Linked DNA regions of Homo sapiens: region 2 is linked to region 1. A link is a loop called in an ENCODE intact Hi-C map of the cell type or tissue named here. Cell type or tissue: Calu3. All regions are shown on one strand. Each heading gives the region's core, and the rest is flanking DNA. Links, peaks and the distances in the headings are about the cores only.

What was found. A loop is a pair of places that touch in the nucleus more often than their neighbours do. Peaks named below come from ENCODE experiments on the same cell type or tissue, not always from the same donor. Only the 100,000 strongest peaks of a DNase experiment are listed, where the experiment ranks them.
Region 2: it touches region 1 in a loop (9-fold over the local background); 2 of 110 quality-filtered maps call a loop at or near these places.

Annotation. Positions count from the first base shown.
Region 1 is chr2:226,632,721-226,643,706 of GRCh38, forward strand. No RefSeq gene overlaps it. Among named protein-coding and RNA genes, the nearest start is that of MIR5702, 21 kb to the right of the region's middle. In Calu3, for the core only: no CTCF peak of the experiment used is centred there; a DNase peak (open chromatin) is centred at 5,121.
Region 2 is chr2:226,578,058-226,589,043 of GRCh38, forward strand. No RefSeq gene overlaps it. Among named protein-coding and RNA genes, the nearest start is that of MIR5702, 75 kb to the right of the region's middle. In Calu3, for the core only: no CTCF peak of the experiment used is centred there; DNase peaks (open chromatin) are centred at 994 and 3,164.

The DNA of each region.
Region 1 (10,986 bases), core at 1,284-9,283:
CAGTGCTTAATGGCAAGAAATGGGTTTTTTTGTAGCATAAAAGCAATAGCTGTGTTCAATTATGCATATTTATTTAATCAATGTTATTAACACAGTGCTTACTCTAGGAATGTAATATTATAATTATACACCAAAGGAATTTTTCAGACAAACTTTCCTTTCATGTCATTTCATATGTCAATTATAGGACAATGTTATTTATTCATGGAATCTGGCATTATAGTCACTCAAAATATATTGTTCTAAGCACAGCCTGCTTCAGTGAGATACTGAGACTCCATTGTTCCAAATCTCTCACAGTGATTATTAGATCTGCTCAAAGAAAAGATCCCCGGCCTTACATTCAAATATGGGCAAATAAACACGCATTTAAATGTGTAAGGTAAGTACTATATTTTTATGATTCCCCAAAGTAAAGTGCCACTTTCATCAAATAGACAAATTGACAATCATAAGTCTTAGTTCAGCAAAAACTTATTATAACATCATGATTTATATTTATTGGTTTTCCATTTTTACAGTCAACCTATAGACACAGAAGAATACAAGAGACTTAATTACATTTACAGAACATGATGTAAATGTTAAACATTTACATCATTAACATAAATGGAAAGACAGAACTGACAGAAGTCAGCAGTCAGAAGAGAGACGGTTACCTGATGTATAGGAGGCTAATTTCCTCCACCTATGTAGTTAGGAGTCAAAGAAATACCACCTCAAATTGAAGAATTAAGAAATAAAATTGGCCAGGCATGGTGGCTCACGCCTGTAATCCCAGCACTTTGGGAGGCCGAGGTAGGCAGATCATGAGGTCAGGAGTTCGAGACCAGCCTGACCAACATGGTGAAATCCCATCTCTAATAAAAATACAAAAATTAGCCAGGCGTGGTGGCACATGCCTATAATCCCAGCTACTCAGGAGGCTGAGGCAGGAGAATCACATGAACCTGGGAGGCGGAGGTTGCAGTGAGCCGAAATTGCACCACTGTACTCCAGCCTGGGTGACAGAGTTAGACTCTGTCTCAGAAAAAAAAAAAAAAGAAAGAAAATCAAGAAATAGAGATATAAGCATAAGCAAAGTGCATAAAATAACACGAGTTATCATGAACGAAAAATAACAGAACCTATAAAGAAGAGGTTAAATCAAAAAAAGGTGAATATACATAGGACAAATCCTTATCTTTAAGAGCAGAAATCAATGCTGATATATTTGATGAAACGAAGAGAAGTATAAATATATTGCTTTTTGTGACAGTAAAACTATTAAAAAATGAAACCAGAAATGGTAAATCCCCAGTCCTCCCCTTATTTGACCTATCGGCAGAACTTTTTCCCTGACACCTGGCCTCTCTGGGCTTTCAGCACACACTCTTCTCCTCTCCATCTTTCCTCCTGCTGCACTTGCTCCTTCACAGTCCTCCTGGCTGCTTCCTCCTCTCTAACTGGTTAATGTCAGGGTGTCCCTAGACCAGTTCTCAGCCCTCTCTTCTTCTCTTTCTGCACTCATTCCCTTGGTAGTGACAGTCTCTTGGCATAAGATCATCTGCATATTTCTCTGAGATGTTGAAAAATGCAACCAGTTGTAATAATTTTAGTTGAAAAATATTTATGAGACACTTATGATATCAAAAGCACAGTATGAGGTTCTCAAAGGGTGTTATTCACTAGAACTTTCTGTTATGTAGAAACATTGCATATCTGCACTGTCCAATATGATAGCCACTAGCCACATGTGACTACTAAGGGCCTAAAATGTGGCTAGTGTGTACATAAGAAACTGAATTTTTAATTTTTTAAAATTTTAATGGCCACACGTGGCTAGTGGCTACCATACTGTACAGTACATTTCTAGAGACTTGTCTATGAACAAGGAAAAGATCCCACTAAAGAAAAGACAGTTTGAGAAAATAGAGGTTAAAAAAATTCTTTATCTCTACTAAAAACGGGCCAAGTTCACTCAACTATATCATGTAAAGATTTTGGAAAAGTAGTTCTAATTTTTACTGGCGAAAGATAAAGATAGCCAAATCAACTTTTGTCATTCTTACCATTATTTTGCTTATGATATTAGAATATTAATCCCATTTTTAACTCTGTAAATTTTGGTGGTTAGGGAATACAAAGTTAAGAACTAAACTAAAATCAAGGCACAATAGACTCATTTTAGCCAACTTAAATTTTCCATCTTCCTTGGGTTTCAACATTTTCTCTTCAGTTTCAAAGCTCTCAGTAGAACTGCTGTTATTTCATTGGTCTCTAATTCTGGGCTTCTTACTCTGATTTTGTTTCCTGATATTTATCACATGCATTGTGAATATCTCCCTGCATCATTGATACTTGCCTTTTATCATGGCAAGACTTCTGGGCTTATAGTCCACTAACAGCTGCAGTCATCTCAACTCATTCCTGGCTTGGAAGCGAAATATCTGACATTTCATTCTGATTTACATATCATCATATTAGAATTCCTATTTTTTTATTGCGCATTTTCTCAGGGCAGATTTTCATGTGGTGAATATCCAGGTTTTAGTTACTTAGTCATTCTGAGTTTTTTTTTAATTTCCTTGTTTAAAAATTTTAAAACTATCTTTAGATGAATAAATGTCTGCTATTCTTGCATACTGTTAACTACTCCTGTCTATTTCATATTCCAAAAGCCACGCCCACCATTATTTTTAACACATGCCTCTATCTCTGGACTTCACTCTTGGCAGTGGAGTCTGAGGCTGCTGTGGGACCACAGACATCCATAAGCTTTCTAAGATACCTTTCGTCTGACTGAAAGGGTATTCTAGTTGCCATTTTATTCCTTCCACAGGTTTTTAAAAGTTGTTAACAGCCCAACTTTTGCTTTGGTCTTTAAGCCTTGGAGCAAAGTTTAGAGTGAGAGCCCATGTCTTGCTGGGGTACCGGAACTTGACCTCTGTGGTCAGACTGTATCTTCATTTAAGAATCTCCTACTGAATGGAGAGATGGTCTGAGAAACTCATGTTTTTCTAAACCAGCAAGTTCTGGGATTTCTACAGTCCCTTGAAATTCTATTTGCAGGCCAGCTGGTCATTTTCTGAGCTCACGATATCATACAGCTAATATTATATATTAGCTGGCTAAAAGAAGCCAGCCAATACTCCAACATTCTCATAGAAACCATCTTGCCCAAGTCCACAAGTTCATTGGTTACATAGCTACCTTCCAGTTTACCACAGTTACAGAACATGGGTCATCCCTTTTGCAGGCTGCTATGATGGTTTCTTCAGTATTTTACCAACCTATACCACCACCTAGTCCCATATAATTTAGGTTTTACTTATAGCCAGCATACCACTTGTTAATCCAAATTTCTATATTCATTTGCAATTGGTACAGAAATCTTGCATAATGAACAGCTTTAAAAAACCTCAGTGGTTTGCAACGGATACAGTTTGGATGTCTTCTTCAAATCTCATGTTGAATTATAATCCCCAATGTTGGAGGTGGGACCTAGCGGGAGGTGTTTCAGTCATGGGGGCAAATCCCTCGTGGCTTGGTGCTGTTCTCGCAATAGTGAGTGAGTTCTCTCAAGATCTGGTTGTTGTAAAATGCGGCAGCTACCCCCCAGCTCTCTCTTTCTCTTGCTCCTGCTCTGGCCATGTGATGTGCAAGCTCCTGCTTTGCTTTCCACCATGACTGCAAGCTTCCTGAGGTCTCCCCAGAAGCAGATGCCAACACTATGCTTCCTGTACAGCCTGCAGAACCATGAGCCAATTAAACGTCTTATCTTAAAAATTACCCAGTCTCAAATATTTCTCTATAGCCAAGTAAATATGGCCTAACACAGCAACAATAAACATTTATTTAGTTCACATTATCTGTAGATTTGCTGGGGCAGGGTCTGCTTATCCAGGCTGGGGCAGCTCTGCTGGGTGGCTCAGCACAATGTATCTCATTCCCCTCCTCCTGGAACCTGCAAACTAACCTGGTCATGTTCCTTTCATGGAAACAGCAGATGTACAAGAACCCAGGACTTACCATACAAGAGCATTTTCAGCCTTTGTTGAGTCACAACTGCTAACATCCCACTAGCCAAAGCAAATCACATTCTAAGCCCAAAGGAGTGGTGAAATACTTTCTATCCACCATGAAGCCAAAGAAAGCCATATGGTCAAGTCCAACATTAAAGGAGCAGGGAAGTTTACTCCTTCCATGAAAGTGAGAAGGGAGGAAATATATCTGACAAGAGGTAAATCTCACACACACGCGTGCTTGCACACATGCACACACACTTCTTGTTTCTACTTTACTTTCATAATTCCTACATAAGTTAGGCATATTTTAGTATAAGCAACTAAAATAAATCTGGCTAAGCTAATCACAAAGAAATTCATCAAAAGAGTATGGGGAAATTCATAGAATTAAAAAAAAATCTGACCATACAGACCTCAGAAAGGATTAGAACCAGAAAACTCAAAAGATCTGAGCAGCAGAAACTAGTAGGCAGTCTCGGGGGGATTCTGTCATAGAATGGGGACAATTTTCCATCAAGCCACTCAGCTGAGGATTCAAATTCTCAAGAGAGAGAGTCTAATTGAGCAATTCTGCCCAGCCCTGGGCCAGTGAGGGGTCGGGACACTGTCCTACCAAATCTGCAAATAACAGGGAAAATTTGACCCCAAAGGAAAATCAGTGTTTTGTTATCAGGAGTTGAGAGGATTGTGTGCTAAGAAGACAAAAACAGTGGGTGTGCCCACCAGCTACCTTATGAACCAATCTATTAGGATTTAAGGACATTAAACTTGTCAAAAGTAGTGTATTGTGCAGACCCAATTACATATGTTTATCCAATTAAAATTTGTATGAAGAAATAAACCTATGTTACCATGCCAGGCACAGTGACTCATGCCTGTAATCCCAGCACTTTGGGAGGGCAAGGTGGGAGGATTACTTGAGGCCAGGAATTCAAGATCAACCCGGCCAACATAGCGAGACCCCATCTCTATTTAAATTTAATAAAAAAGGAAACAAGCCCATGTTAGTCTAACACACATTGTTCATCAGAGGTCTTGGAATCAGAAGACTTAGACTAAAGTTCCAAGTCTACCTTTTGCCACTTGTATGACCATGGGCAAGTCACTGACCCACAATCTTCTCATCATAAAACAAGAAAAACCTGCTTTATCGATTTCAGTGCATTGTTGTGAGGCTCGAATGTATTCACAGATACATATACAAAAGTGCTTTAAAACCTGTAAAGTTACTCGCAGGTGACAGCGACTCTTATGTGTCTCACAACACTGATACCAGTTTACAATTTCTTACAAGACTCATCACCACAACCTCCACAACCTGTGCCTATTTATTGTTTCATCTAGAAATGCAGGCATATCAGAAAAAATTTTCCTATTTAAGTTAATTAGTTATAATTATAGGAAAAAGACACTCTGAATGTAGTGTCCCCAAAGAATGAAGAAGGGAAGAGGGAATGGTTATTTGCATGCCACTATTGGAATACAGTTTAGTGAGGCCCAATGCCGGGGTCTATTACTGTATTCTACTATCATAAGAAGTACTTATGATACTTCCAGGACAGTATTCCATTAGCACAAGTACTGGGTTGGGAAAGTATTCAATAATCATACAAGGTGAAGTGGCAGAGGCAGACAAACAGAGAGAGACAGACAAAGAGATAAAGAAATCCTTTTCTGCACTAAAAATTCGAGTTCATGTGATCACACCACTGTACTCCAGCCTGGGCAACACAGCAAGACCCTGTTTACAAAAAAAAAATAATAAAGAACAGAAAAGTCAAGTTCAGAGTTGCTGAGTGAATAGCAGAGACTGTGTATATGCTAAACAGCATCTTATTTAGTTCCATACTTAATGCCTCTCACCCTTTTGTATGTTTTCCATTGGAAAAGACTTGCAAAAGGAACAGGAAATAGCAGAATATCCAAACAACCTTCATGTAGTCTGCTGAGGGAGGATAAAATATACAAAAGTGGCTCAGCGAGGCAGCCCTTGAATGACTCGCCCCAGCTGGGGCAACACAGCCTCACTTTTGACAGCAGCTTGAAGTTGATAACTTGGTGAAGACTGTACACAAGGAGCGGGCATCAGCACACCCACGGCCCCACACAGAAGCCCTGGTATCTTGAATTCCTCCTCGAAGATCTAGCCACGCCCACATGCGCACAGAGGGACACTCAGCCCTCACTGCTTAAATAAAGATGGAGCCTCACCGGGCTGCTCTTCCTAAACGGGTGGCTTGCTCATTCATGACTGCTACTTTCTACAGTCAGGCCCCAGGTTATGTCTCACCTTGTAACTGATCTCTAGTTGTTCTTCCATTCATGTAGCAGAATAATATTTTTGCAGCATTATCTTATTTGGTTTTATCTCATGGTAATTTTCCCCCACAGAAGCAAAGAGTAGGCTCAGAATCCCTTGCCCCCGAGGAAATTGGCGTGGCAGAATCTCCTGGGCATGTGTGGCTCCAGGAACTTCCGCCCCTCGGAGATCATGCTTGTGCCTCTGACGTGGACATCACCGCAGAGGGCTGCTTCTGGGAAGATGGAACAAATCAATGGGGGAAGGAGTTCCCTGAGGGTAGAAAAGGTTTCCTGAGGTGAGGTAAGAATAAGGGAGAGAGTTATGCGGGCAAAGTCCTGAGTGGGTCTCAGGAAGAACGCCCCCCACACAGACACACATGGTCACAGAGACCCAGACACATATGGTCACACAGACAGATAGACACACTTATACACATAGACACACAGAGACATGTATGGTCATAGCAACACACATGGACACATATACACAGGCACAGAGATATATATAAACACAAATATACAGCTAGACACAGAGACACACAGACACATAGACACACATGCACACTCAAACATATTTATACAAATGGCACACACAGACATATACGGAAAGCCACACATAGAGACACACATGAACATATATACATGAGCACACATACAGATAGACATGGACACACATACACACATGGACACATATATAGGCACAAAAACACATGGACACACAAACACAGATACATACACAGACACACATGGACACACATATGCAAATAGCCACAGACATGGATACCCATGGACACCCAGGACACACACACAAGGACATACACATGAAAACACTCTCCTGTTCTAATTGTTGGACAGGCCCTTGCGGGCTGTGTCCAGGTGACAGGGCCATGGGAAGCCTCACTGAAATCCCCATGTTCCAGCCCGGCATCAAGGTTACAGTCCCTCAGTTATTAGACTTAAAGAGGCCCAAAAGGAAAAGAATAAGATGATCACAATCCATGGGCAATCAAGGACCAGGCAGCCCATGCAAGTCCCAGAGGATACCACAATGAATAGAGGAATAGATGAGCTCATTGTCCCTTGATCCCAACACCTTGCTATTGTACCAGAAGAGAGAGAGGGAAGCTTTAGATTATTCGAAGTAGTTTCCATCATACCAGCAGAATAAAACTGGAAACAAATTAAATTGAGTTGTAGAAAAAATAAAATCAAATTTTGTGCATACCAAGGCTGGTGGACTGAGATCCATACCAGCTATCTGTGTACATTTTTGTCTCCTGATTAAATTGTGAGTTCCCAGAATATGCCTGACAGGTATCGTTTCCTCTAGTATTCTTGCAGCAGAGCTTGTCAGATGTGACTGTTCACTTGAATCACTTAGATCTAGTTAAAACAGAGATTCTTATTCAGTAAAGCTAAGGTAGGGTCCAAGATTCTTCATTTTTAACAAGTCCCCAGATGTTGCTGATCCTGAGTAGCAAAGCCACAGAGATTCATAGTGATCTGCCCATGTACTAGATGCTGGGGTGAGGGGAGGAACAAACACATAAATAGAAAATGGATCCTGAAAAAACTGAAGAATTGTGGAAGTGTCCTGACTCTATTCATCATTCATGTTTCTACCTTTAGGCTCAGCTGGAATAGGAGAGATGGAAGGTACAACACATGTAGAATACGATGCTAAATGAATTGACATTAAAACGATCAATTATCTTCTAGTTAATACCATTTCTTCAGTGAATCAATATTTATTATATATAAGTATGCATGCTAGGGATGTCAAGAAAATGTTTACTCTTGTGGTATTTTTCTTTTGGACAGAGTCTCGCTCTGTCACCCAGGCTGAAGTGCAGTGGTGCCATCTCAGCTCACTGCAACCTCCGCCTCCTGGAATCAAGCAATTCTCCTGCCTCCACCTCCCTAGTAGCTGGGATTACAGGCGTGCACTACCATACCCAGCTAATTTTTGTATTTTTAGTAGAGACAGGGTTTTGCCATGTTGGCCAGGCTGATATCAAACCTGTGACCTCAAGTGATCCATCCACCTCAGCCTCCCAAAGTGCTGGAATTACAGGCATGAGCCACCATGTCCAGCCACGTTAATTAACTCTTTGTGCACATATCCAGAGTTATACCCAGATAGACACACCTGGATACATATCCAGATGGACATATATAGATGCACAGACACACATGGACACACATGTTGGGCACATGTTATCTCACTGGGTCCATAAAAGAACTACTTATATAAGTCAGAATACTGAGGGCCATGGTGATAGTGACTAATCTAAAGCCAGAGATCAGCAAAAGACAAGGAATGGATTTGAACCTGATTTTCTTTTATGTTCTGTTCTCTTCCCAATATCCTAATGAACCAAACTTGCTATAAAGCATTGTTATAAGTGATTGTTAGGCCTTTGATTCAGGCCACAGTATTTTATTGCTCGATGGGAACTGGCAAAAAGAGATTCTTACATTATTGGTCAAAAAGATCATTTTTATTTATGAAAAAGATGTTCACAGGGTGATTGCTCATCAGAAGGCATCTGATTTCCATCTGGAAAACAGGCAACAATCTCATATGTGATTCAGTTTAAATATCCTTCTTTATTTCAAATTCTTTCTGGATTTATTTGCCTTTCATGAAAGGCAGACTTACTGTCCCAATGGTTATTACTATATCACTGAAGACATTATAAGTGCTTAGAGAGGCAACTTCTAACAAAATGAGGAAAATCAATTTATAAAAAATATATAGAATTAATAATTCTGGTGGTTCGTTCATGCATCTTCTGTTTGCAAAGAAATTTCTCTCGAACTCTACAATTAAATTGTAAATGAATTCTAGAGTAAAACTGATTATGTCATCTTTCAGACAAAATTCTTAAGACTGACATGCTGCCCTAGGGTTGGAGAAACATCAGAGAGCTTAGGGCAGAAACACAGGCGAAATAAGTCCATAGTACTGCACCTGAGGCCATCATTAAATTGTGAGTTGCATGATTAAGAGATCATGTAATGTCTCTCCTGCTATGCCTGGAATTTCTCTTCAACATAATATACTTAATTTAGCCAACACAGTGCCACATTTAGACAGAGGTAAAGAAATATACACATTAAATGAATGCTGCAGCATGCATACAAAATTCAATTAGTCTTGGCCGGGTGCAGCGGCTCATGCCTGTAATCCCAGCACTTTGGGAGGCCAAGGCGAGTGGATCACCTGAGTTCAGAAGTTCGAGACCAGCCTGGGCAACATGTTGAAACCCCGTCTCTACTAAAAATGCAAAAATTAACTGGGCATGGTGACGTGCCCCTGTAATCCCAGCTACTCGGGAGGCTGAGGCAGGAGAATTGCTTGAACCCGGGAGGCAGAGGCTACACTGAGCCAAGATCACACCACTGCACTCCAGCCTGAATGACAGAGGGGTTAAAAAAAAAAAAAGAAACACACCACAAAATTCAATTAGTCTTGCAATTGCTTCAATGTAGTAGCAACGCAGCTAGTTTGGGGTGACTGTCACAAGGCAGAAACAACCTTGATACCCATCTGCCAGAACCAGGAAAACTTGACTTGTCCTGGATAGCCCTGGTTCCCACTGTGGAGCCAACACAACCATTAATAGGTCTTCTCTTCACTTTCAAATGTGTCCCAATTTGGACAACAAATTATATAGTCACTTTATTTCTGAGTGACTTTCATTTCTGCACAAACATCACTGTTTGCTAATCTGCTGATTATGCTGGGAATCCTGCCATGCAAAGAGAAGAGTGATGAGTATAGATCCGAGTGTCTCCAGATTAAAGAAAGCATGGAATAAATCAATAGCAACAATAACACCACCTTAAATCTCCGTCACGAATATCTGAGGAGACATGAAGTTTTAAAAAACTTTTCTAATTAATTTCTTACAGAGGGACAAATGCAGTCATTATCACCACATGACAGGTGAAATCAAGCAAAGTTAGTTAAAAAGTATCTGACCACCTCCTACTTGATGATGAGCTTAATTATAGGTGATTGGGCATGAAAGCACCTAAAAATAAAACATATTGTTCTATCCTCAAGGTGCTTGGAACCTACTGTGGGAAAGCCCAGGCCAGTGAAGAAAACGTAAGAAGTACTAAATGACAGGTACAGACTATTATGCCCAAGTGTTGAAAGATCCCTCTCCAGGTTACATAAGAAATATGTGTCAGGGTTAAGAATAGACGGAGTAGAAAGAAAATAAACATTTATCAAGCACGTACTATAAGCTGTATATATCTATGCACTAGCTTTATGTCTTATCTCACTTAATTCTCATTACAAGCCCTAGAAACAGACTCTTAAGGGAAGGAACTGGCCTGAGGTCACCCAGAGTCCACTCCAGACAACAGAATCCAAAGCCTGTGTTCCCTCCTCTGTGCTGTTTAAACTGCCTTCATTTTTCATATCCCAGGGCAGACAGAGGCCAATAACAGGAATCCATCAATTGTCTATACTCAGGAGAAATCAATTCAAAATTGTACAAAATGTAATACCAAAAAAAAAAAATTAAAATCAGATTTTTTTGAACTGTAAAAAAAAAAAAGAAAGAAGACTGCTACACTGCATTTCCCTCATTCAATTTCAAAAGCAAATTCCCACACAGTTGTGTATGATTAGGGAAAGAAAGGGAAAAAAAAGGAGGGG
Region 2 (10,986 bases), core at 951-8,950, 55 kb before region 1:
ACTTTTCAAACCAAGTTGTAAACACAGTCAACCAGCCAGCCATAGCCCAGGACACCACACTACATTAATGCTTTAAAGTACTGTTCACTATTTTAATACTGTTTGAATGATTTTTCTGATATGTAACTCAGACAACACCAAATTCATCACCGACCTAGATACTCACACCTCATATGAGTTAGGTATTTTCATTATCCCTCTGTAATGAGGCAATTGAAGTCCATTAAGTGACTTGTCCAAGGTCTTTTTATGTGTACCTGGACTATATAACCCAAGCCTTTATCAGACCCCAGGTTTTCCACACACAGAAATATTTGGGTTTTATTATTCCACAGTCCATTTAACTTGCCAGATATAGCTGTTACAATATAGGAACTTGGGTTGGGTCCTCCCTCACCACTTTAAATTTATTAACCTTGCTGGGTTCTCTTGGTACACTTGCAGGACACCACGGAGAGGAAGTGACTGGGGCAGTGGTTAAGCATAGTCCTTGGAGCCACTTTGCCCAGGTTGAATCACGACTTTCTAATCCCCAGCCACAAAACCTTGGCATGTTGCTTAGCCTCTGTATTCCCCCAATAGCATTGTCTGTGAAATGAAAATGATAAAACTTCCTTTCAGGGTTTCGGTGAGAATTGACCATTGCACATAAAATTCTTAGAACAGTGTCTGACACATAGTAAGGGCTAGATACATGTTAGCTTGTCTGAAGCATCCCTGAGATCCCTTCCAGCAAGAAATTTCTATACTTTTCTGAAATTAAAGCACCAAATTAATCTCTTAGACAATTACATAAAATTTGGGGGTCTGTGGCATTTCCTTTAAGATAGGGACGTGGAAAAAGCAGATAGGCATAGGTAAAGCAGGTGGCCACTTACATAATGTGATCCAGTTGGATGACCATATTCTGTGTTGAAGAAATCAAGCCCCTTTGACAGGGGAAGGGGGAAGTGGCACTATGAATAATTTCAGTGGAATGATTGTGATCTGGGATTGTGCAAGACCACTCCAGGACATGTTGTCTGCACCCTCTGTGGGTTATGAGAGGACTTCCACCTGCCCTGTAAATATCTCACTTACTATTGAGCTGAGGTTGTCCTCTTTCCTCATACTGAGTTTGAATTTCCCAGCACTTGAGATACCCAATATCATAGTCATCCCTTAAATTAGAAATAAAACCCATACTTAAAAAAACCCTCATATACCTCTACTTTATTATTCCTACTCCTATTCTAAATGAGATTCCACTAAATTTTTTGAAAGATGCATGAATCTTTACCTAAACCTTATACCATGTACAAAAATTAAGTCCAAATAGATCATAGGCTAAGATGTATAATAGAAATTATAAAGCTTTTAGAAAAAAATAAAAGAAAATATTCCAGATTTAGAACTAGAAAAGGAGTTCTTAGATTTGACAACAAAAACATGACCAATAAAAGAGAAAAAAGGGTAAATTTTTGCCTTGCAAAAGAGCATGTTTGAGACACATTATGGAATGGAAGAAATATTTGCAAATTACATATCTAACAGACAAATTATGTTGTAACAACTCTCAAAACTCAACATGAAAAAAACAACAATCCAATTTTAAAAGTGGGCAAAAAAAACAGTTCACTGAAGAGGATACACAGATGACAAATAAGCTCATGAAAATATGTTCAACATCATTAGTCATCAGGGAAATGCACGTTAAAACCACAAAGATATATAAATGTAGTGGTATAGGCAAAGTAGGTGGCCATGTATATAATGTGCTCTAGCGTGATGACCATATACTGTATTGAGGAAACTGGCAACTTTAAGAGTGGAAGAAGCACTATTAATAATTTTGATGAAACAACAAGCTTCATCTGAGACTATTGCAGACAAGCCCATTAGAATAAATAAAATAAACAATAGCAATTTGAACAAATATCAAATGCTGATGAGAATGTGGAGAAACAGTTACCAGAAAGGGGTCCCAATCCAGACCCCAAGAGAGGGTTCTTGGATTTCATACAAGAAAGAATTTGAGGCAAATCCATAAAGTAAAGTCAAAGCAAGTTTATTAAGAAAGTAAAGGAATAAAGAACGTCTACTCCATAGGCAGAGCAGCGGCGTGGGCTGATCAACTAATAATACTAATAGTTATTTCTTAATTATATGCTAAAAAAGGGGTGGATTATTCAGGAGTTTTCAGGGAAAGGGGTGGGCAATTCCTGAACCTGAGGGTTCCTCCCCTTTTTAGACCATAGAGGGTAACTTCCTGACATTGCCATAGCATCTGTAAATGGTCATGGCGCTGGTGGGAGTGTCTTTCAGCATGCTAATGCATTACGGTGCGCGTATAATGAGCAGTAAGGACCACCAGAGGTCACTTCCATCACCATCTTGGTTTTGGTGGGTTCTGGCCAGCTTCTTCATGCATGCTTTTTTCTCAGCAAGGTCTTTGTGACCTGTATCTTGTGCCAACCTCCTATCTCATCCTATGACTTAGAATGCCTAACCTCCTGGGAATGCAGCCCAGTAGGGCTTATCCTTATTTTACCCAGCCCCTATTCAAGATGGAGTCACGCTGGTTCAGATACCTCTGACATAACTGGATCACTCATGCATTGCTACTGGGAATGTAAAACACTACAGCCACTCTGGAAAATAGTTTGCCAGTTTCCTTTAGAACTAAAAATAGATTTATCATACAGCCCAACAATTGCACTCTTAGGCATTTATCCTAGAGAATTAAAAACTGATTTTTACAAAGAGAATTGTTAAACCTGGTGCCACCAACACAATGGAATATTAACTGGTCATTAAAATTGATAATTATGATGTTTGTTTAGAAATAGATTTTAAGTGATCCTGAAATAATATTAACTTTAAAATGCAGAAATCAGAACTACACACTAGAATAAAGACTTGCAAAGAATAAGCACAAAGAAAGCAGCTATTGTCAGGGTGGTGCAATTGATTAGCGTATTTGTTTCTATTCTTTTTTTCAGAAGCTTCTTTGCTGTTATGTTTATATCCTCCATTTTAAAAATATGAAACCAAAACTGGAAAATCATTAACACAAAACAACAATTTACAAAGAGACTCTGCCTGGGAAGGAGGGGCTTGGAGGGCCCCCTGCTGCTCTAGTCTTCCCCATGGAGAGCATTCACCAGAATGATCTTTATCAGATTAGCTGGGGTGGTGCCAAGAGTCCGAAGGTTAGGACCAAAGAGAGAGGTATCAAGGGAGGCAGAAGAAAGCCAGAAGCAACACAACAACTGCCTCCACTGCATGATTAATTGAGGAGATAAAGAAAGAGATTTTTAAGCAAAAGGTCTGAAAAGATGAGTAGGAAGAGAAACAGGTTTCAACCAGGAAGGACAAAGTTAATCAGAGTGTTATCAGTCAGAACCTTAAGGCAGATGCTGGGTAGGAAAGAAATCTGGAGCCCAGGTAGTAGACAGGACGAATGCAGCTCCAGGAAGAACACAAGGAAAGGGTAGAGAGGGACACCTTAGTGGGACAGGATGAGTACATCGACAAGTAATTTCCATTTTCAGCATTCCAGGATAATCATAGCAAATCTTATGTTCAAATTTCTAACAACATAAATAATTAGAAGAGATAATAATATCCTTTGTTAACACAATTTCATTATTCTTTTAGTTATTTTGATTTCCATGTGCAGCCCGTAAACCTGCAGGGGATCTTTTTAAAACCAAGCTATTAATTACTCCTTCCAAATGAGGGAAGGAATGAAAGCACAAATTCAGAAACAAAGAGCACCATTCCGATGAGATGATCTGTCCAAACACACCACAGGCCACTATTTTGACTATGCCCACATTAACACCCCACATTTACTTGCTGAATGGTGGAGTAGCTTGATCTTTAGGTGACCTAATAAAGAACTGGGTCTCTGTTGCTCATTGCAAAGTTAATCTCTCTGAATTTCAGTTTCTTCAAATGGAAATCATGAGGACTACGTGAGGCTGAAACACACACACATGCTAACATATGCAGTATCCCGTGCATATTCGGCACTCAGTAAATGTTAATCTCTCAGTCCTTTGCTTTCCTTAGTCTCTTCCTTCCTTGTTTCCATCCCTAATTATAGCAGAACCTGGCCACTTCCCTCTGCACTCACCATAAACACTAACAGCTTTGTATTGCATGCATTTGTAACCCTATCTGTGGTGTTTTTTTGTTTTGTTTTGTTTTTTGTTTTTTTCGTTTTTTGCACTCTGCAGACACAGGCTAGGTCAGAGGGGCCAGGGTTGACACTCTGAGAACAACCCTTAGTCAATACAAGCAAGAATTGGAGGATAAACACTTTCAGTTACCTGACTGCTCAAAGGGCTCATGTCCAAGGCATATTTTATATCGTCTCCAAGATGTCCCCAGCAGAAATGAGCCCCAAATGCCCATATCAACTTAATCATTAACATCCTGTATTGTTTTTTCCCTTCTCTGCCTCAAGTCCCCATTCTTCTCTTGGTTCTTCCTGGCATCACCTCCCAAATACACTACTCCTCACCAAATCCTGACCGGAGTCAGCTTTTGGTGAGACTCAACTCAAGACACTGAGCAACCCAACCAAGTGGTCCCTCCTGCTCCTGAATGGATAAGATATGCCCAAGATTTCACTTGAGATTGGACTGAGTAGAGCTCATTCCCTGGCCCCGGTATTTCAATAGCCCTTTGAAATGCAGCTTCAGCTCTCACTACTCTTCATAAACTCTTTTCTCAGACGTTTCCAACACTCTCGTAATTGCAAATTCACAGTCCTTTGATCCTTGTCATCCCTGCAGAACTCAACACTGATGTCAACCTTTACTTGAAACTCTTCTCCCTTGTTTGTTCTGAAATTCATTCCCTAGTTTTTCTCTGCCTTTTGTCTTCTCTGGATTTCCTTTAAATGCCTGTTCTTTACATGTAGGCTTTCACAAGACTCTCTAACTAGAATTTGCTTCTGACTTTGTATTCTCCTCCTTGACATTCTCATCCACTTTGATATCTCAAAATATCTTCTTTCTGCTTTTGGCACCTAAACCCACATCTTTAACTCTATCTTCTGTCCTTTTGATCAAACTTCTTCTCAGCTATGGAATGATTTAATGCTGGTTGAGTTACTAGTGCCAGTGAATGAACACTGCTCAGACCAATATCAAGTGAAATCTTGCATGTATCTTATCCACTCAAGAGCAAGATAGAGCTATTGATTGGGTTACTCAGTGTTTTGGGTTGAGTTTCACCAAGAGCCAACTGGAGCAAGAATTTGAGGAGAAGTGTGTTATTTGGCAAAGTCCTGGTAAGCATATCTACATAAAAATTCTCCCATCACCTCAAACCCAAGTGTTCCAAACTGAAGTCTTTATCCGCCTCCCCCCGACAAGCCTGTCCCTTGTCCTGTGATTCTTGCCTCAGTTAAATTGCCTCTACCTCCCAGTGATGCTTCATGTTGAAGTCCTCTCTTTCATTCACGTCCTTTTCCCAAGGAGTTTCTCTCATATATGTTGCCTCCTTTCAGGTGTCTTTAGTTCAGAGTTTCATGATCTCTCATCAAGAATAACGCAGTTGCTTACTAACAGCATTGACTTAGCAACTCACCATTCACCATCCATTGCATGTATATAATCACATAGCAAAATTCCCATGTGCTGGGTATTATCATTAGCCCCATTTTAGAAGTGGAGATATTGAACCTCAAAGAGGTTAAGAAGCTTCTTCAACATCACCCCAGCCAGTACTCAGTGTACTGACTAGAAAATCAGCTAGAAAAATCTTGAAGAATTTCCACTATGCTAGATGACTCATTGGAGTGGATTGTAAAGTCCTTCCTGCATTTTATGCATCAGAGGAGAATACACTTTCTACTGCTACAGTAAACATAGTCTTTGAGAGGGTAGAATATTAGCTGGAGCGTGGACTCTGGGCATGGACTCTGGATTCACTCTGGCCTGGGTTTAGATCTCAGTCTTGCCATTTACAAGCTCCATGGGCAAATTAGTAACTTTTCTAAGCCTTCATTTTTCCCATTAATAAAATGGAACTAGTCAAATCTACTTCAGATAACTGTAGTGAGAATTAAATGAAATACTGGAAGAAAAGCATCTAGTATATGCCTGGCATGTTACAGGTGCTCTGTAAATAGTAATGATCATAATAATAATTCTATAAAGTTTTTTTAAACCAAGGAAGAAAACAGAAGGGAGTATAAGGGATGACGTAACGATGTAAAAAAGTAGTTTCTTTTTGAACAAAATTTTAGAACAAATAAAACAGGCAAAATCTCAAATCTGAACACTCACTTAGCAATGCCAAACTAAGGAGTCATTTTCATAAAGGTAGAATGTACTAAAGCAATACTTTATTTGGCCACACCATCTATTTACAAATCTTCACCACTGTCTCTGAAAATGAAGAAATATAGCCCTCATTTGGTTTGGATTCTACCTGTCTTCGCAATTTTCGCAAAGGTTCTCCATCCTTCCCCTTACAAAAAGCTATTTCAGGTCAATCCAAAAAAGTAGTGACAGATCAGGACAGTGACAGATCACTAATGCCTTGAGGCTGGTCTCAGCGCTTACAGGCATGAGTGGGAAAGGCATTAGACTTCATGGTTCTGTCATAGAGGAGCCACGCTCACATGACAATCTTTGGTGGAGTCTATGGTCATATCTTTGTGTCAACCAAATCCACATTCCAGAGCCCATCAGTGATCAATCCACTGTCTGGGTAGTGTGTTGGTATAAGAATAGGCATTCAAACTGGAAAAATGTTGACACAGTAATTTTCTCTATGTGGTTTAAAGAAAAAGTGAGCAGAGATATTATAAAGATGTGAGATTCCAGTGAGACAGAAAAGTATGGCTAGAACCTCAGTGAGAAGAGGTGCTGATCTCAGGAGACAATGACTGAGGCCAGCGTTCTGCTCAGCCAGGGTGGGAACAGTGAGTAGGTTTTACTGAAAATGACTGACTTGAACATTTTCTCATGGTGGAAAAGGGATTCTGGGTTATACAAAGGTTTGGAGTGTAAATCCATTACACATCTGCAATGCTCCCCACCTCAAAAAAAAAAAAAAATATCTAAAGTTAAGTAAGAAGTTTGATCTAAAATGGGCTGGCTATGTTTTGGCAAGTCCAGGAAAATGAGAATGCTTCCATTGGAACTATTTCATTCTCCATTGCAAAACCTAGGCCTCTTTCTTTAGAAGTCCAGTGAACTATCCCTACAAGTTCAAACAGTGTCTGCCCCGGGGTGAAAGGTAGGGAGGACCATGACATAGTAAAATCTAGAGACAGGGAGAAGCCTAGAAATGTGGTGGCACTAACAAAGCACTTTCATCTTCAAAGCTCTTTATAAGTGTTAATTAATTCATCCTTCCCACACCCATATAAGGCAGCAAGAAGAGATCAAAGAGCTCTGCACAGAATTTGGCAGGATCAGCACAGGGAAGCATGTAGCCCACACATTGAAAATAAGGGAGTAAGTAAGCACTTAGTAAGAGCTCTTCTCCCAAGCCCCACCTCCTCACCACCACCTCCAACCCAAAAAAAAGTCACATTGAGGAGATATTCTGGAAGAGAGAGATAATGTAGTATTAGGAAAGACACATTTAGTGACCCCATGTCCCCTTCTAAAAATATAATTAGAGAAGAAGATAAATAAGCTTTAATCCAAATAATCCTCGTTGTTCCTGAGTTCATTAAAACCAAATCTGTTAGAAAAAAAAAAATCCACTACACCAGAAATCACTAGATGATCAAGGAGAAAACAGTTCTGCAGAAGAACAGAATCCAGACCATGGGGGCCAAACATACATAGGTTAATAAATCTGGTTATTTCATCATTCTGCTTTTATTTGTTTATTTGCTTACAAATGTGTGAAAATAGATCTGATTATTTCCAGTAGATTTAGAAACTGATCTAGAAAACATAATTCTTTTGTTTCAGTGGAACTTAACAGAACATTCAAATCTTTTTTAAGAACTCTTTTAAAATATTCTAAAATTTCGAAGTAAGATACCAAGTATTTTTTTTCAACTGTTAGTTTAAGTTCAGGGGTACATGTGCCAGATGTGCAGTTTCGTTACATGGGTAGACATGTGCCACGTTGGTTTGCTGCGCAGATCATCCCATCTCCTAGATGTTAAGCCCAGCATCCAATAGCTATTCTTCCTGATGCTCTCCCTCCCACAACACTCACCTCCAACAGACCTCAGTGTGTGTTCTTCCCCCCATGTGTCCATGTGTTCTCGTCATTCAGCTCCCACTTATAAGTGAGAACATGAGGTGTTTGGTTTTCTGTTCCTGCATTAGTTTGCTGAGGATAGTGGCTTCCAACTCTATACATGTCCCTACAAAGGACGTGACCTCATTTCTTTTTATGGCTACATAGTAATTTCCATGGTTTATATGTACCACATTTTCTTTATCCAGTCTATCACTGATGGGCATTTAGGTTGATTCCATGCTTTGCTATTGTGAACAGTGCTTCAGTGAACTTACACAAGCATGTATCTTTATAACAGAATGATTTATATTCCTTTGGGTATATATCCAGTAATGGGATTGCTGGGTCAAATGGTATTTCTGCCTCTAGGTCTTTGAGGAATCACCACACTATCTTCCACAATGGTTAAACTAACTTACACCCCTACCAACAGTGCAAAAGCATTCTTTTTTCTCCGCAACCCTGCTAACATCTGTTGTTTTTTTACTTTTTAGTAACAGCCATTCTGACAAGTATGAGATGGTATCTCATTGTAGTTTTGATTTGTATTTCTCTAATTATCAGTGATGTTGAGCTTTTTTCATATGTTTGTTGGTGTGAATGTCTTCTTTTGAGCAGTGTCTGTCCATGCCCTTTGCCCACTTTTTAATGGGGTTGTGTGTGGTTTTGTTTTGCTTTGTTTTTTATAAATTTATTTAAGTTCCTTGTAGACTCTGGATATTAGACCTTTGTCAGATGGATAGATTGCAGAAATTTTCTCCCATTATGTAAGTTGTCTGTTCAGTCTGATGATAGTTTCTTTTGCTGTGCAGAAGCTCTTTAGTTTAATTAGATCCAATTTGTCAATTTTTGCTTTTGTTGCAATTACTTTTGGCATTTTCCTCATCAAATCTTTGCCCATGCCTATGTCCTGAATGGTATTGCCTAGATTTTCTTCTAATTTTGGGTTTTAGATTTAAGTCTTTAATCCATCTAGAGTTAATTTTTGTATATGGTATAAGGAAGGGGTTCAGTTTCAATTTTCTGTATATGGCTAGCCAGTTCACACAGCAACATTTATTAAATAGAGGATCCTTTCCCCATTGCTTGTTTTTGTCAACGTTATAAAAAATCAGTTGACTGTAGGTGTGTGGTCTTATTTCTGACTGCTCTATTCTGTTCCATTGGTCTATGTGTCTGTTCTTGTACCAGTACCATGCTGTTTTGATTACTATAGCCTTGTAGTATAGTTTGAAGTCAGTTAGCATGATGCCTCCAGCTTTATTCTTTTTGCTTAGGATTGTCTTGGCTATTTTGGCTCTTTTTTGGTTCCATATGAATTTTAAAATAACTTTTTCTAATTCTGTGAAGAATGTTAATGTTAGTTTAATGGAAATAGCATTGAATCTATAAAGTACTTTGGGCAGTATGGCCATTTTCACGGTATCAATTCTTCCTATCCATGAGTGTGGAATGTTTTTCCATTTGTTTGGGTCCTCTCTGATTTCTTTGAGCAGTGATTTGTAGTTCTCCTTGAAAAGGTCCTTCACTTCCCTTGTTAGCTGTATTCCTAGATATTTTATTCTATCCGTAGCATTGTGAATGGGAGTTCATTCATGATTTGGCTCTCTGTTTGCCTGTTATTGGTGTATTGGAATGCTAGCAATTTTTGCACATTGATTTTGTATCCTGAGACTTTGCTAAAGTTGCTTACCAGCTTAAGAAGCTTTTGGGCTGAGACAATGGGATTCTAGATATAGGATCATGTCACCTGCAAACAAAGATAATTTGACTTCCTTTCTTTCTATTTGAACACAATTTATTTCTTTCTCTTGCCTGATTGCTCTGGCCAGAACTTCCAATACTATGCTGAATAGGAGTGGTGACGGGGGCATTCTTGTCTTGTGGCAGTTTTCAAGGGGAATGTTTTCAGCTTTTGCCCATTCGGTATGATCTTGGCTGTGGGTTTGTCATATATGGCTCTTTATTGTTTTGAGGTATGAGCCTTTAATACCTAGTTTATTGACAGTTTTTAACATGAAGGGATGTTAGATTTTATCAAAGGACTTTTCTGCATAAATGGAGATAATCGTGTGGCTTTTGTCTTTAGTTCTGTTTGTGTGATGAATCACATTTATTGACTTGTGTACGTTGAACCAACCTTGCATCCTGGGAATGAAGCCAACTTGATCGTGGTGGATAAGATTTTTGATGTGCTGTTGGATTTGGTTTGCTATTATTTTATTGAGGATTTTTGCATCAATGTTCATCAAAGATATTGGCCTGAAGTTGTCTTTTTTTGTTGTATCTCTGCCAGGTTTTGGTATCAGGATGATGCTGGCCTCATAGAATGAGTTAAGGAGGAGTCTCTCCTTTTAAATTGTTTGGAATAGTTTTAGCAGAAATAGTACCCACTCTTCTCTGTATCTCTAGTGGAATTCTGCTATGAATCCATCTAGTTCTGGGCTTTTTTTTTTTTTTTTTTTTTGGTTGGTAGGCTATTTATTACTGCCTCAATTTCAGAACTTATTATTGGTCTATTCAGGGATTCAGTTTCTTCCTGGTTCAGTCTTGTGAGGGTGTATGTGCCCAGGAATTTATCCGTTTCTTCTAGATGTTCTAGTTTACATCCATAGAGGTGTTTTTGGTGTTCTCTCATGGTTGCCTGTATTTCTGTGGAGTCAGTGGTGATATCCCCCTTATCATTTTTTATTGTATTTATTTAATTCTTCTCTCTTTTCTTCTTTATTAGTCTATCTAGCAGTCTATCTATTTTATTAACTTTTCCAAAAAACA